2 separate regions of the Homo sapiens genome follow, and region 2 is linked to region 1. A link is a loop called in an ENCODE intact Hi-C map of the cell type or tissue named here. Cell type or tissue: PC-9. All regions are shown on one strand. Each heading gives the region's core, and the rest is flanking DNA. Links, peaks and the distances in the headings are about the cores only.

Region 1 (8,403 bases), core at 203-8,202:
TTAAAAATAACTTAATTATAGAAATAAATTCAATGATGTTCCAAGAATCACGAGGCCTTTCTGACTCAACTCAGAGATGAAAAAATACATTAAAACAAATAAACCCAAGGTAGCAAATATCACTGTAATCTCATCTTACTGCCTTGCTGAAGAGCTATTTCCCAGAGACCTCTCCTGTCCTCAGAAAGTCTAAACTTGGTAGCTTTGCATACTTTTCTACAACTGAACTCTGACCATCATGATTTTTCTTTAAAGACTTTTTACTCCGAAGTATGGTTCAGATTGATAGAAGTAGATTTAGGTGTCATTCCTGTTTGTTGTTGGTTTCTTTTCTTTATTCCTTTCTTTCTCCACCCCCCAATCTTTTTAAATGGCGGATAAATCCCTTCTTTCTGGTTCACTAACTTCATGCCACACCTGGTAACCAACTCCTTTTGGAGGCATTCCTTTTGTTAGAAAGTGCAGGCCTCCATGGAGTTACCTGGAAAGCTGCCATCCCTGAACACTCTGAGGAGGAATCAAGAATAGCTGGAATTGAAGATTCTGCATGGATTGCTTTGCGCAGGGAAGGGGACTGAACCGTTGAAGAGAGATCAGATCAACTGGGGAAAGGCGTAGGTAGCTCAGTGACCGGGGACCTGTTAAAACATGAAAAGGCCCTGCTTCCCTACTGTCCCCAGCCCTGGGACCCATCAGCCACAGTGCTTATTCACAGCACTTGCTCCTGGCTGGTGTTTCAAATGATGAAACTTCAGCCTTGGCAAGTCACTTATCAAATTTCTCCATGTTTTCTTACTTTACAAAAAAAGCAAGTATTTCTCTGTGCTATGGTTACAGCTGAGAGTAGGATTTTCTCAGTAAGATACATTAAAATGGTTAAATCAGTGAATAAGGCAAGCTTAATGCCTTTGAAGATGAACTTGGGCACGCAAATGATGGAGTCATGTCGCAGACATAAGTTTTCCACTGGTGACCAGACAATGGCTCCTTTCTCACAGACAACCGTGAGCAAAGTAAGGTAAATGAATGAGATTCATATGTTACTTAGGGACAGACTCATGGATCATAATGAATTTCCCTAAGCAATAGTTTGATTTATAATTTGATAGAATACTAGATTTGCCTACACCTTTAAAAACACATGAACTAAATACTAATAAATTTATAATATAAAAACATGATGTTAATCTGGAATCACAACATTTTGTACCTTTATGAATATGGCTTGAATAATGGAGTGTTCATGCTGACATAAAAGGCCCTGGACAAAATTATCAAGTAAGTGATGGCCTTCTACTGTCTTCTTTCAATATTCTTACTTTCATCTAATTCTTCCCTAAAGTTACAAGGGCTCCTGGAGGTTCTTTACTAAAATACTCTACTTTGAGCATGCCCTTCTCCATTATTGTTGTATACTCCAGACTTATGCATAGAGCAATACGGTGAAGAGCATGGGCTCATGTCCTCTGCCCTTTATTTGCTGTGTGAATTTGGACAGTTCTTCTTAACCTTCCCAAGCTTCACTCTGTTTCCTATCTGTAAACTGAGGAAATAACTGGGCCTGGGTGGTTTTGAGGATTGAGGGAGATTTTGTATGCAAGATCCTTAGCACAATGCCTGGCACATAGCAAGCTCATTAAATGTTAGCTTACAGTCAAAATGCACCTATCCAATGCTCCTAAATAGCTCTGTTCTCTCATAGATAGTAATTAGGAATAGGTGGGTGGCTGTTAAACAAATCTATGCTGGATTGGCCACAGGGTAATAACTGTGTTGTACTCCTACAGGTAGCGTGTGTTCATATCGCCGGATCTTTCTAAAAATCGGAGTTTAATCCAAATGTACAATGCTATGGTGGAGATTTTAGACACTGGGGCAGGCATCTGCCTGCAGGGGTGGGAGGTGGATAGGGGAGTGAGCTCTTTTGGAATCACACTCTCTGTATGGTTCTCTAGATCCTTGCTACTTTACATGTGTGCCATGGACCAGTAGCAACATCACCTTGAGCTTGTTAGAGATGCAGAAATACATTACCGTCCCCATTCCTGTGCTACTGAATCTGATTCTGCATTTTAAAAGATCTCCAAGGGATTTATGTACATTTAAGTATGAGAAGCCTTGCTCTAGATCACATATCAAATTCTAGTGCTCTGCTTAAGAATAGAAACTTGCAAAGATCAAGTTTTAATTGTGAATCTCAGCTGCAAAAAAATGCACATACTCTTCTCTTTAGGTATCTTAGATCTAAACAGCCTTTTACTCACTTGCCTTGGGCAATAAACACTTTATAATAATTTAATTTATTGTACTCCATCTGTACCTCTTAAAGGAAAAGCTGGGCCAGTAAAATGTTTTTGTGAAGACTGTTAACAGAGGCTATCTCTCAGGCATGGATAGGAGAATGGTAGATTTCTATCTTTTTTTCCAAATAATTCTGTACTGTTGGAGTTTTTAATAAATATAATTATTTTTATACATAAAAGAATTTTTAAAGGAGATCAAGAAAATTTGTTATCTTATTTGACTAAGGTTTATATGGGTAACTGTAGGGACCTTTTAATTAAAATATTTGAGAAATTTCCCCTCAGATAGGGAATTATCTTTTATTTCCTTTACAATATTGAGCAACAGTAAACACTATTCCATGAATACAATCACACTTGATGGCATGTAACAAAACATCCCAGCAGGTTACGATTTTGAAGCACTGTTACTCTTACAGAATGCCATCAGATTATTCATATGTAGCTATTTATCATGCACTATAAAAGTGATCTTTCAAAGCTATTTGAAAGCAAGGGAGGAGAAAACACTCAAACTTCCTTAGCTATTCACATCTAGGATCTATCCTCTTAAAGATAAAATCCTAAGTCAATAGACATAAGTTGTAGTATATTACCTCATCCTGTACATGATTTATTGCAGATGGAAGTCAACTAGAAACTGAATTACTTTGAAACTTTTACTACTGACATTAAAATTCCAGATCTGGATACCTACACACCTTACAGTGCTTCTGAAAATAACTTTTTGCAGACACAGAAGGTACACCTACAAGTTTATTTAACTCTATCAACATAAAAAGCAGGCACAATCATTTTCAAAACTACTGATTTCTAATTACCTATTCTGTATCTGAGCACTGTAGCCTGACCTGGCTTTGCAAATCAACCAGTCACTTCACAATCAGTTGCACACATTCTTAGCCAACTCCCATTATGTTCCTAGCCATTTTACTGTAAGAGGAAAAGATCCCAACAAATCTAGTAGCTTTTTAGCTTTCATGATCACCTTTGATTGAAGTATTAATTCTCTATCCTACTTCTTAATGGAAACCACCTAAGCATTAACTGGCCAAAAATGCACCAAGCTGTTTAGCAATTATGTATTAGATATGTTTGAAGAGATCAAGGTGCACTCACATGCCCTGTGCTATGGATATGTCTCTGATTAGCTTGTCATCTGCTCAGAAGAAGATGTAGGCTGATTCTCCCATACAGTCTAGCAGGCCAGCTGTTAGCTGCCTGTCAAGCCCTCAAGTGGACAAGTAGTCCAGGAGCAAAAATGTCACTCCTTTGATCTGGCAAGGAGCAGCTGCTGATTTATAGAGTAGGACTTTGTTCTTCCGTTCTATTTTACTTTCTTTCCTAAGGCAGAACCACAAAATCCAGGAGAAAAAAAAAGTGCCGTTCCCAGCAACATCAACAAGCTCTGACAACTGCAACAGGGTTTTTCTTGGCCCTAACAAAGCTCTCAGGCATCTCCTTTGACGCTCACCTTTCCCCCTCCCCTTCCTCCCACCCCCACCATTTTTTGCAATGCAGTAGTTATTGTTTAATTCAGCTTCTGTAAATGGAATGGACTGTGGCCAGCAAGCCTGGGGCATAAACACACCTGTATGAAAGAAGCCTTATTGTAGCAACCATCTACAAGGAAGCTCGCATGAACCACACGCTCCTGAGTTCAGAAAGAATGCTCCATTTTTTCTGACAGCAAATTTTACCCTAAGTGAGTTTCTATTTTTGGTGCCACCAACCTATGATGACCACATTTGAACTGCTTCCTTTCCAATGGCATTACACTCTTTGAATCAAAGAGATAAAAGGATTACATTTTCTTCTTTTTTTTTTTTTATCTGTGAGCAAACAGATCCATCAAAAATGTTTATCCACTGCCTGTAATATCAATCATTGAGAGCTGGGTAAACGTCCAGAAAGGCTTTAGCAAATGCATTATCAAAGATGCTATAATGTTGATTTCATTACCACTGATTTATATTGACATGACTTTCCCCGAGTAACTTACGAAGGAGAAAAAAACCAACAACAAAATCTACATAAGACATGTGCATTGTCTTGCTAAGAATTAAACTGGTTTCAAATGCATAATCCTGTTCTCAACAGATAAATCTGTCAGGCTAGAGATGCCCTATCAACCAAGTGGGACATGCAATAATGCTTTGAGATACACTGTGAGAAGTCATCAGCCACATGTATGTAGGTATATGTATGTGTATTGTGTGTGTGTGTGTGCACATGTACATGCATGGAAACACACACACACAGAGCAATAAACTTTGCCAGAGATGAATTCATTAACACCTGGCTCAGTTTTCTGTGCTGCTGCTGAAGTAGGGGTGATAAGGACACGCACAGACACATATACACACATACATACAGACAGAGTTACCAATTCTAGGATATTTAGACATATTACTGCATAGATCAAAGACAGGAATTTTGTCGGGGGGTGGGGAGGGGTGGAAATGCCAGAAACAAAGGAGAAAAGAATGGTTGCTAAACATTCTCACTTCTATTATACTCAATCATGCCATGTTCTAGTGTTTGCTCCCTTCCCCTCTATCTAGGGGAACAGAGATTTTTCTCACCCTCATTTCTTGCTTTAACCTACATCACCCTTTGGCCAGTCAAAAGTTACTAATCACCTACCTCCTCCACGTTCACAGAATTGTATTCATAGATGCTTTCTCTAGGGGCATGTGTGTGTGTTTCCCAATGAGAGACTGGGTTTGGCATGGGAAGAGGGCGGAAGGTAAAGCTAGGTATAAAGGAGCAGATATAATGTAAGGCTTATTTTCATCCTGTTTTAATCCTAAAAAAAATTAGACCAAATAATTTTTAAGGTCCATAGTAATCTATCTATGTGTCACACATTGGTAAATCTTCCATATTCTATACTTCACATAAGACAAATTTAATGACAGAATATAAGACAAAGTTATATATAAAATTATCAATACATACATATATAGTTATATGAGTTTCTTTCTCCATATATATGAAAATGCAAGTTATGCCTTTAAAGATTTTTATTTTCCACACCCACAGAAACAAACTGAAAATCACAATTGGAGAACACACAAATAATTACAAGTCAAAATAGTCCATAGTCAGTAAATAAGTGTCATGAAGTCAATTAAAGAAGTTAAAGATAAAGATTAATTTCAAATTCTTGGAGGAAGAAAGCTGAAGCAGATTAAAAGAACGTGGAATGTTGGAAGAAGAGAAAACAAGGAAATGGCATGCTGTAAAGCACCAGTCCAGACCGGGGCCGATGTTGTGCAAGGGAGGATAAAGGAATTGAACTCTGACTGGCTCCCAGCTTCGATCTGGAAAACATGGCTATGATTAACACGCAATCTGGTAGAGGTTCTTGAGTGATAAATTGAATTCTTGAAATTCCTAAATGGTAGAATGATAAAATATGGTGTTTGAGGAAGATCTTTCCAAGAGCTATGTATAGGATGAACTGAACTGATGAGAATCTAGAAGCTGAGAAGATGGAAAGTTCTTGTCCAATCCAGGCAGAAGAGGGAAACAAAACGAGCTCTGATTAAGGTGGTAGAAATGAAAAAGAAGTAGGGTATTTGGTTGGGAGAACTGCTGATAAATTAAACTTAGATGAAAAAGGAGAGATACAAATACAAAAGATATTAAGAGGATAAGTCTGAGAATTTATGTTTAGTATGTTACGGTGTATAGTTGATGAAAATTGGAAATAGATGAGAAATTCCTATTTGTTGTGGTGGGAAGAGGCAAACTCAATTTTTCAAATGTTACCTTTGGTTTGACAATAGGACTTTCAGGCTGACAAAGTATGTCAGCCACTCAAGAAAAAAAAAAAAAAAAAAAACAAGGACAAAAGAAGAGCAAAAGGTAGGGACTTAACTTCAAAACGTCTAATTTCTTCCTATTTTCCAAGCTACATGAATATTCCAGAGCTGCAGGAGTAGGTAACAGGATAAACTGCCTGCTGGCTACCTCCAAAAAAATTACTTCCTTCCTCTTCCAAATTATCCTGTAAATTTTGGGAAGTTCTTTATCTGACCATGACTGGCCAAGTCGATTGTTAGTAAAAACCTCTGTGGTCAAGGCCTTGTTTCTAATAGGACCAATTCGCTTTTTCTTTACATTTTGAGTTAATTTGTGCAACTAGATTTAGAGGCCAATGATAATTACATACATGTTACACTGGGTGTTGCTACACAAATTACGTTCCACTCCTTACTTAACGAAAGTAAGTTTAGTAATGGAACTTATCAGAGAGTTTTTAAAACTGGAATAGGAAAATCTATATAAAAGACTATGTATTTTTAAGCAATAGCATAAAACAATCAAGGGTGGGTTTTCTCCAGGTAGTGACAACTAATTTAGAAGAGAATTGATAGGACAAAGTGTTACATTTAAAAGGGCCTCCATTAAGTGTGATGGCTTCCAAATTGTGTCCTCCTTTCAAACCATATTTTTCTTTTTAAATGGGCTTTTAAGGTGAAAAATATAGCACTTCACCCAAAATGGTGTGGAAACAAATGGTTCTCAAGTCTCTATTCTTCAACTCAGGCCAAACCACCCCAACACACCGGCAATCTAAAGCCACTTGGAGGGAAGGTGCTGTGCATGTGAATGTCCCCGTGGGCCTTTCATTTGTCTGGGGATCTCTTTTTTCTAAAGCAGCAGGGGATACTTCAGAAGACCAGATTGGCATGCCAGAAGTGTTTGGATGGACCAGGCTCTTATCCTCCTCTCAATTCTCCTGCTGCTTTAAAAGAAAGGATGTGGCAGAGGACACATTTGGAAGGTGGCAACATTCTTAGGGCCCTTTATCAATACCACCGCTTTCTTTAAATTGTAGCTTGGTCTCTTGTTTGAGAGGCTGAGATTTTAGCACTTTTAAAGGGAACCATAAGTGAGAAATCTCCTAGGTGTTAAACTTTAGAGTGGCTTCAACCCAAAATATGAAAAAATGAGATTAAAACACAGAAAGTCAAGTAATATTAAGAAAAAGATCCAACAAACAAAATATCATAAATATGCATACGTATATTCTTTCTGTTTAAACCAAATGCTATTTAACCAGTTTATACTGGCATCTAGTAAAGGTGCCAATGGGGAAAAAAAAATCAAAGATCTAAACAATTTTAAAACTCACTTTAAATAAATTATAGTTCTAACAGCTACGCATCTAACAATAGCTTTAAAAATTATTATGAAAACATATTATATTATGTCAGAAAGCAAAAAAAAAATCTATTCATGAATACATGACTTAATATCCTCACATTTATGATGTTCACATATCAAAGACCAAATTCCAAATAAAATTTCCTGACTGCCTTTTCTTAATGACAAATTAAACATCTTTTACTTTGATTTGACAGCCGGGTGGCATTCTGTATCTTCTCCAGAGATGTTATACGCAGTCTTTCCAATGTGACGGTATTATTACCCCCAAAATTTTCGGCATCATCCCGTAATCATAAAAGACATAAAATATATCTTTATAAACCACAAGAGACCTAGCAAACCAGCAGTTATGCCACATCTGCTTTAGTCCTTAAATATTTTAGCTTTAGAGGGTTAGTTAGTGGATTTTCCCCCCGATTTGTGAGAAATAGAGACATCAACCTTTGATTCTGACATTACCCACAAAGCCGTCATCTACAACAGACAAAAAAGCAAACACACTGTACGGCAATTTGAAAGAATTTTTACAGCATATTCAGATTTCACATCTCCTATCAGAATTTCCTAAGGTGGTTTAACTTAATTTTTAGAAATAGAAATGATGGCATTTCTATTTTCTATTTCCACTTTCACAATGCAGATAAAGTAGCAACACTATCAAAAAATAACTTGGCTGGGCACGGAGGCTCACACCTGTAATCCCAGCACTTTGGGAGACCGAGGCGGGCGGATCACCAGCCTGACCAACGTGGAGAAACCCCGTCTCTACTAAAAATACAAAAAAGTATTAGCCGGGCATGGTGGTGGATGCCTGCAATCCCAGCTACTCGGGAGGCTGAGGCAGGAGAATCGCTTGAACCTGGGAGGCGGAGGTTGTGGTGAGCCGAGATGGCGCCATTGCACTCCAGCCTGGGCAACA
Region 2 (8,403 bases), core at 237-8,236, 150 kb after region 1:
ATTCTCTTTCTGTATTGACCAGATGAAAAAGATAAAGTAGAAATAAATTCTAAAAATGGAAGCCCTGACCTATGAGAGGCCAGTGATTTTACACACAGAAAACTTGCCAATGAAAAATCAGGAGGTGGGGAGACTTTGCATGTTTTTAATTGTGTTTTGTTTTGTTTTGTTTTGTTTTTTGAGACAGGATCTCTGTTGCCCAGGCTGGACTGCCGTGGAATGATCACGGCTTACCACAGCCTCAACTTCCCAGGCTTAAGCGATCCACCCACCTCAGCCCCCTGAATAGCTGGGACTACAGGCATGTGCCACCACACCCAGCTGATTTTTAAAATGTTTCTGTAGCGATGGCGTCTCCCTATATTGCCCAGGCTTGTCTCCAACTTGTGAGCTCAAGCGATTCTCCTGTCTCAACCTCCCAAAGTGCTAAGATTATAGGCTGAGCCACCGTGCCCAGCATAACTTTGTGTGTTTTTAAAGAGGGATGTAGAAAGAAGCCTGTTTGTGATATTTAGAAAAAGGAAGTATTCCTGTCAATTCTAATTTCAAATTTCAACAGCAGTAATTAGCATTGAGAAATGATTAGCGTACATTCTATTATATGCCGCTAGAGAAATTTTCACTCTAAGTGTTTTCTAGAATAACGACAGCATTAATACAAAATAATATTTATTGAGCACTTACTCTCTTCCAGACACTCTGCTAAACACTTTATATGAATTCCTTTGTTTAATTCTCATCATCCTATGAGAGTTGACATTTTCCACATGAAGAAACTAAGGCTTAGAGAGGTGGAGCAATTTGCCCAAGGTCTTATAGGTAACAGTGCAGAAACAGGGATGACACCAATTGACTGCATCCTATGATGGCTATCTCTGAGAGCTCAGAGTCCATCTGTCCAGAATTTCCCATTCTCCTATAAAACCTCATAACATTTCTATACCCTATTGAGTAATTCATGCCAAGATTTTGTGGTTGATCAACTTAAGACAATAGGAAATATACATTCGACTATGAACGTAAGCATCCTGGGGACAGGCACTGGGGTTTTCCTATCCCTCCTTACTCCTAGCACATAGAACAGTGCCTGGCACATCATAGGCACTGATGAAATACTTGTTAGAAATAAAATAAATATAATTCTTCCCTGTGTGTGTGTGTTTTTCCCCCCACTTCCTAGAGCCTCACTTTCAACTGTTTTCCTCATGAGAATGTGGAGAGCTCTCAACATTAAACAACATTACTCGACTTCGGAAACCTTCCACCACTGCCACAGCCACCACCACCTTCAACCTTGCTGTAAGCAGTAAAATTGATTCATCTCACTGACAAAAATGTGATAAAAGAACGCCAACCACAGAGGTGGAGAAACCACTCCTTCTCCTTGAACAAATGCTGCTTTCTGATGCCCCTGATTGCTTTTCTTTTCTCGCTAAGGTTCACTAAGTACGGAAAGCTCGGCCCTGGTGAATATGGGTCAGGTTTGTAATGCAACAACTCCACCCCTTTCATTACCATGGAATCAGTTAACAATCCTGCTAGTTCTACCACAAAAAATAAAGTAATTGGTCCCAGTGGTTATTTAGGTGCTGCGGAAGTCTTAAAAACACTATTATCTCCCGTAGTGATTTGCTAGCCTTTCCATACTCCAAGCAGCACATTGGGACTTCTAAATTACATACCATAATTGACATAAAATATCTGTCCCATCAGTGAATATCTTTATTAGCATCAAAATCACTCACAACTAGTGTTCCTCAATGTTATTAAACATAACTTGTTCTAGGTGTTGCTTTACTAATTAGTCAGGATGAGCCCGAGGAAGAAAATCTGGGTCATGTTAAATTAATTGGAATGAGCATGAAAATTAGCAGAGCAAACTGCATCAATTTTCTATAGAGAGTCTTTCTTCATGTTGAGAATAAAAATGGATATTATGAGGCATTAACCAAACTGCCTTCTGTGACTGCCAAGAGGTGTGTTACAGTAGCCCAAAATATCATGCTCGCAGATTTTCAGAAGTTAATGAGACATTTCCAGGAATGGTAAATACATGGTGTTAAAATGGGTGTGCCTCTGATGGGAAAATGCCAAGTCATTTCATGTTTATTCAGGCATAACAAGCTCTTCAAAATGAGCATAATTTAAGAGGTGAATAGTGCAAAGAGGGCTAACATTCAACTAATTTTCCTTCAGAAAGAAAAGATTAAATTGAACAAAAAAAATGAATTAAGAGGTTTACAAATCAACAAGTCAGCCACCAGGACGGCAGCTTCGCCTGAGCACCGGCTCGGCAGCCCCCGCCAGAAAGTTTTCGAAACATGTCCCGGAGGCAGGGAACAAAGCGAGCAGAACTGATTACAGCCCCGCTCACTGCCTTGTGTCTCAACTCTGTTTGGCTTCCTAATGAGCTCACTAAAAACCTAATTCATCTCCCATAACCCTCCTCAGCCCTCCTTGAAATCCACCATTATGGAAATTATAGATGAAACATTTCCAGGCTGGGTTCAAACCAGTGTGTCTTCAACAGGCGGGGGCCCTGACCCCCACCCTGGGCACAATGGAGCAGGGTCCAGCTCCGAACCGCTCCCGCGGCAGCTTCCAGAATAAAGAGGCCGAGCTAGGTTAAGACTCTTTCTCAGGGTGACAATGATTTCCGCCTTAACGCCCTCCCTCCCATGAATGTGGGAATTTCGTGGGTTCCACAGTACATAAAATACAAATTGTAATGCAGAAGAGGAGAAATGAGTTGTACTAATGACAAATAGCTGAAACAGGCTAATGTGAATTCCCAGCCTGTTCATGAGGAAACTCCCCGGGTTCCTCATTACATGGAGTCAAATCCTCACGGCACCTAGCCTGTAACTGGAAGATTACCGAATTGATGGATCCTTAGTTTAAAATGCAGCTGTTTTATTCTGCTTTAGTAATTAATTCTTTTTCCAATACTCTATTGATTAAGCGTAGACCCTGATAAAGTTCAAACTGAGAAGAATCTCTCGTGGCGTCCTTAGTTGCTCGGGAGAGTCAATGAAAACTTCCTACAATTCCACCTGCCTCCTCAGAGTGCTGATCCAATGAACAGAACAGTTTTTTTCTCATAAATTAGTCAGGCCATGTGGAGCTGTATTAGCTGATCGTTGCTTTTGTCTCTCTACTTGCTGACTTGCTTTTCAGTTTTGCTGGCCTTTGTGCTGTCACACACAAAGTCGGAGTGCAGCTGCCATTCTGAACCCAAACCAAGGTAAAGAACAATTCATACAAACTACATTTTTCCCCCATTTTCTAAAGCGGCAACTCCCTGAGCAGTAAAGGGCTCAACGGGGCCTCCTGGGACCCAACTAGCTGAGAAATCAGTGCCAAAGCATGCAGACATATTGTGGAACTGAAAAAATAAATAAATAAATAAATAAAGTAACCTATTTTTTTCAAGGCTTTACTAGGCTTTTTTGTCTTTTTTCCCCCCGGTAGAGTTTGTGCTACCCTATTTTCAGCAATGTTAAGCTCTCTACTTTGTTTTCACAGAGAACATCACAGAATGACAGACGACAGGGTAAAGAGAGTAATCAAGAAGCCGAGGCTTGTATCCTGTGCTGGTCAGGTGGCATCAGAGAGTTAGAGAACGCCTATTAACCACACGGGCGTGGAGTGTAACCATATATAAATGGCCATTATAAACACAATGGTATTTAGTAATAAGAGGAATCACCAACATGGTGCTTCTTTTCAAAGGGTCACATGTACCGGGGATCAATGTTGGTGAGTAAAACAAGCACGATAACAGAAAGTTTCTCAGGTTACAGCCCTGTACAATGGATTTTTGTTCCTACGAAGATCATCGCTACTGGGAATGCTTCTACAGCAATGGACTCATTCTTTTCTCCCTACTCCCCCCACACCCACCTAAGGCCCCCAAAGGATCGTGCATGGGCTTAATTCCCTGCCTGAAAACAGGTCAAGATGTGGGTTCCAGCCCACGAGCTGGTAGGGAGAACAACTGATTTCTCAAGTCACCTGCAACACACATTTATAGGATAACTCATATTATTTTTCACTCTATTACACAGGGTGGGAGTAATAGTAAAGGTCTGGAAGAATTTTAGGAAACGCTCTCAAGTTTTTATCGTCTGATACTACAGTCAAAGCGAAAACCAAGCTAGATCCTGTGAGCAGAGAAGCTGGGGCTGTTTTCAACGTTCTCTCCTGGGCCAGGGCTGAGAGTACATTCCCACCTTCACAGCATTCCTTCCTAGGTCAAAAGGTCATCTCTCACAGACGTCTCCGGCAGACACTCAGTTGTCAAAAGGTTGTATCATGTGATCTGTGCAGTCACCACTAACAGAGCTCTTTCCTCAGTGGGCAACAAACTTTGCAGGTCTAAATGATTTCTGCATTAAAAATGTGTTTTCCTCTTTCTATTACCACTTGTCTCTTTAATTTCAAAACAATGAGGACAGCAGTGGCACCAAATTCATCAGCAAAGGCTCCACAGATCACCTGGGTCAAGATTCCACCACTTTTACTGGGCATATTATGAGGAAAAATAACTGCCAGAGGACATGTTGATTTCCTGCATTTCCAAAGAAAACAGAGGTGACCCTTTTCCAGGGGATTTCTTTCAAAAGGAAAACCCCATTTTTAAAGCAAACATACATATTTTGAATAAATACAAAATTACAAATAGAAAAAAATGATCTAAAAGAAAAGACTGTTCTGTAAGAATCATTAAAAAATTAAGATAACTTTTTGATTAATGCATATATTCACTTGTATTTAAATGACCAACAATCTACATAGTTTATGACAAGGTACAAAAACAAAAACGAGGAGATAAGTTTATTTGCCCAGTGCCCAGAACTGATGCAAAGTTTGCCCTCAGTGATCTGTAACACACAAAAGGTCCCAGTTACTAGGGGAGCAGACTGCTTTTTTATTTTTTTAATTTCCTGCTGCCCAGATGAATAATATAACAATTTTCTCATTGTCGTGGATTGTTACTTAGAGCAGCTTGAAGCTCTCACATGCAATCCAGAATGAGTCATTTATTTCTAGAAGGGAGTCAAACGAGTCTATCAACATTGCTTCTATTTATAAATTATATATTTAAGAGTAAAGTAAAATAGTCATGGCTGACATGTTACATATGGGAGATAAAGAATTACAGGCTCTTTCAAATTATTTGGCCTAGTACTAAGCAATAGAAGCTAAGGACACTGATAATTTCTGTACAGCTAAGCATTACGTGCACTTGTTTATTCAAAAAAGCTTAATTAAATAGCCTCAGAAATGGGATCCAAGTTATTACATGTCTTTAGGATACTGAGGCTTGCAGATAAATAAAATTTTCCTAAGTGTACTGCCTTCTTTTTTTTTTTTAATTAAAAAATGTACTTTTAGGCAAGGTGTGATGGCTTATGCTTGTGATCCCAGCACTTCGGAAGGCTGAGGTGGGTGAATCAGTTGAGGCCAGGAGTTAGAGACCAGCCTGGTCGACACAATGAAACTCCATCTCTACTAAAAATACAAACATAAATTAGCTGGGTGTGGTGGCACACACCTGTGGTCCCAGCTACTCAGGAGGCTGAGGCAAGAGAATCGCTTGCGCCTGGGAGGTGGAGGTTGCAGTTTGCTGAGATCATGCCACTGCACTCCAGCGAGAGTCTGTCTCAAAAAAAAAAATTCTTTTTTTAGAAACAGGGTCTCACGCTGTCACGCAGGCTGGAGGGCAGTGGCATGATCATAGCTCACTGCAGCCTCCATGAGCTATGATACGGTCCTCAAGTGATCTTCCTGTCTCAGCCTCTCAAGTAACTAGGGCTACAGGTGCATGCCACCATGCCTGACTAATTTTTTAAATATTTTGTAGAGCTGGGGGTCTTGCCATGTTGCCCAGACTAGTCTTGAACTCCTGGCCTCAAGTGATTCTCCCATCTCAGCCTCCCAAAGCACTGGGATTACAGGCATGAGCAAACTCTCTAAGAGTTACATTTTTCAAAATTCATTTTGGGCTTCAACATACCACCTTTTAGCTACCTTGGATTAACAGGAACTGACAAAAATACATATTCTTAAGAAAGTATATAGTTTTGTTTGGTGTAATCTACAAACTTTAAGGTCTCTGGTTCTACACACTTTTCTTAGGGTAGGTATTTCAGTGTTCTACAAACCGTATCATGGAGTGTTCAATTAAGCACATATTCTACATTGACACTTTAGTTCCAGGAAGTTATCGTGTACCACCATATTTGCCAGTTTAGTATCTGTAACCCCTGAACGTGTGCTCTATACGTTTCATGGGGTGTTTGGAAGGTAATTGAAAATAAAAAATTATGACACAGACTCAAAAAGAAAAAAAAACTACATGAGAGAAGAAATTGGTTTCTGAACTTTTCAAATAAGACTGGGTGGGACCCAGCTAAACAAGGTGAATAAAACACATGTTTATGATCTCGTAATGATTCTAAGCTCATCACCATTTCTGTTACTGTGAATCTGATGCTTGGCATTTGGCATCAGCTACAGAGTGCAGGGATTCGGTACAATTCTAACAATTGTAGAGAATGGCCCTAAAAATAAGAACTTGTGGGCTGGAATCATGTTTTATCTGCCAAGGGAATCTGGGAAGGAAAACAGGTGTTTAATAATGAAGTGGTATGAATTTAATTATCATCTACTTTGAGGGTATCACACACTTGGCAGCCTTATCAATCAAGGAAGGAAATTAATGAAAAAGTTAAGAACTCTCTACAGAGAATACATGATGCAGTTAGTAATTTTAAATAGGCATGGTTAGGTCCTGTACAGATTTGTATCTGATCCTCTTAGGGGGTGCGGCTACCCAAGGCTGCATTTTTCATCCTGTGGTATTACCTTACCTGAATATAGGACTCCAGCTCTAGATATCCCATCTATAAAGTCAAAATAAACCTTCTCACTGGGTGCACACAAATATTCTTCTAACTGTAGCAATGAAGAAGGGGTCAAACAGACGGAAGATGGGGATTAAAGGGATTGGGATGCCTTCTTGAAAGGCATCATGTTAAAGTGCTGCAATATACCAGGTGCCCTAAGAGAAGGTCATCGAGGCCGGCAGAAGTGTTTAAGGGCAGAGATAGCTAATTAAATTTCACCCAGGAAACAGACTAGTTTCTATAATCCATAAAATACTATACAAAACAATGACTGCACTCGTATTTATAAAATATCTTTAACATATAGGTCTTTAGGGTAAAATCACCAAACTACTAAGATGAGGGTTTGTAGTTGCAGAGGTAGCCGCACTAAAAATTTACACATTAAGAATATCTTCAGAAGCAGCTGGTTGCCATGTCTACCTTGTTAAGTCATTCATTAGGGACTTGAGCTAGCATAAAATCTTTCAATACTTGCCTTTAACACTTTAAAAAATCCTAAATGACAAAATTATTTCTTTGAAATAAATTATAAAAGGAGGCAGGAATTCTGGACTTTTGGGGAGATGGTTGTAGAAACTAAGATTTACAGTCACCAAACGAGTTTTTCTGAAACTTTTCAGAAGTATAGCATTTCCTCTTAACTTTCAAAATCTGGATATCTTCCTATAAATAAAATGGCAGCCATAAAACATCTTAAAATAACTTTTCAAAAAATCTTAAAACTGTTTGAAAAAAGCAAGCAGGATATTTTAAAAATTAATATAATTTAAAAATTTCAAAATAAAATGTTTTATTTCTTCAAGTAAATGTCTTAGGGGAAATTATAGCTAGACCAGAACTTGGAGCTCCTGACACACTAGTGTCAGTCATCAGCTCAGAAGCCTACTAAAGGTTTTCACGCTGCCTGAGGAGCAACAAGTTATAATAAAAGACTCAAGAACTTTCCACAGATTCAGGTGCCCAGGTAAGGCAGTGTGACCCATGACTCACAGCTCTCTGATCTCCAGGCCAATACTCTTTGCATGTGGCACTAACTTGACAAGCTAGTCCTCCCTCTTACTGATGCCCTTGGCATAATTTCAATGCCCAGCCTAGGAACAGCAGGGGCCTAAGTATCATTACAGTGTGACAGATTCTGACTTGTTTTCTTAGAGAAAAAGAAGGATTGCTAAAGTAGGCCAAGAAAATCATTTGTGAATGTCCCTCCTTCTATGTCAAAACTTGTAATAAGCAGTAGAAATCAATAAAGTTTTAGTTGCAAAAACATAAGGCCACAGAAGGGATGGTATACTCCAAGGATGTAGTCAAAGAGACAGAAGGAGAGATCTTTCACAAAGAAGACGGAAACGTACAACTTTACTGTCTTCTTGCTTTGTCAGTGATCTTGTCCTACGATCATGGAGATTGAACAGGCCAATATTTAAATCAAAACAAATATCCATGCTCATCCTCTACAACTTCCCAGGAGAAATTCCAATCAGATCCTTCA

The links. Peaks named below come from ENCODE experiments on the same cell type or tissue, not always from the same donor. Only the 100,000 strongest peaks of a DNase experiment are listed, where the experiment ranks them.
Region 2: a loop joins it to region 1, with 12 times the contacts of the local background. A loop is called at or near these places in 2 of 110 quality-filtered maps.

What each region holds. Positions count from the first base shown.
Region 1 is chr15:36,900,519-36,908,921 of GRCh38, forward strand. All of the region lies in intron 9 of MEIS2 (Meis homeobox 2), which reads right to left. Among named protein-coding and RNA genes, the nearest start is that of MIR8063, 68 kb to the right of the region's middle. In PC-9, for the core only: no CTCF peak of the experiment used is centred there; a DNase peak (open chromatin) is centred at 3,883; H3K27ac peaks cover 1,004 bases.
Region 2 is chr15:37,054,259-37,062,661 of GRCh38, forward strand. All of the region lies in intron 7 of MEIS2 (Meis homeobox 2), which reads right to left. Among named protein-coding and RNA genes, the nearest start is that of MEIS2, 42 kb to the right of the region's middle. In PC-9, for the core only: no CTCF peak of the experiment used is centred there; DNase peaks (open chromatin) are centred at 5,023 and 7,983; H3K27ac peaks cover 2,717 bases.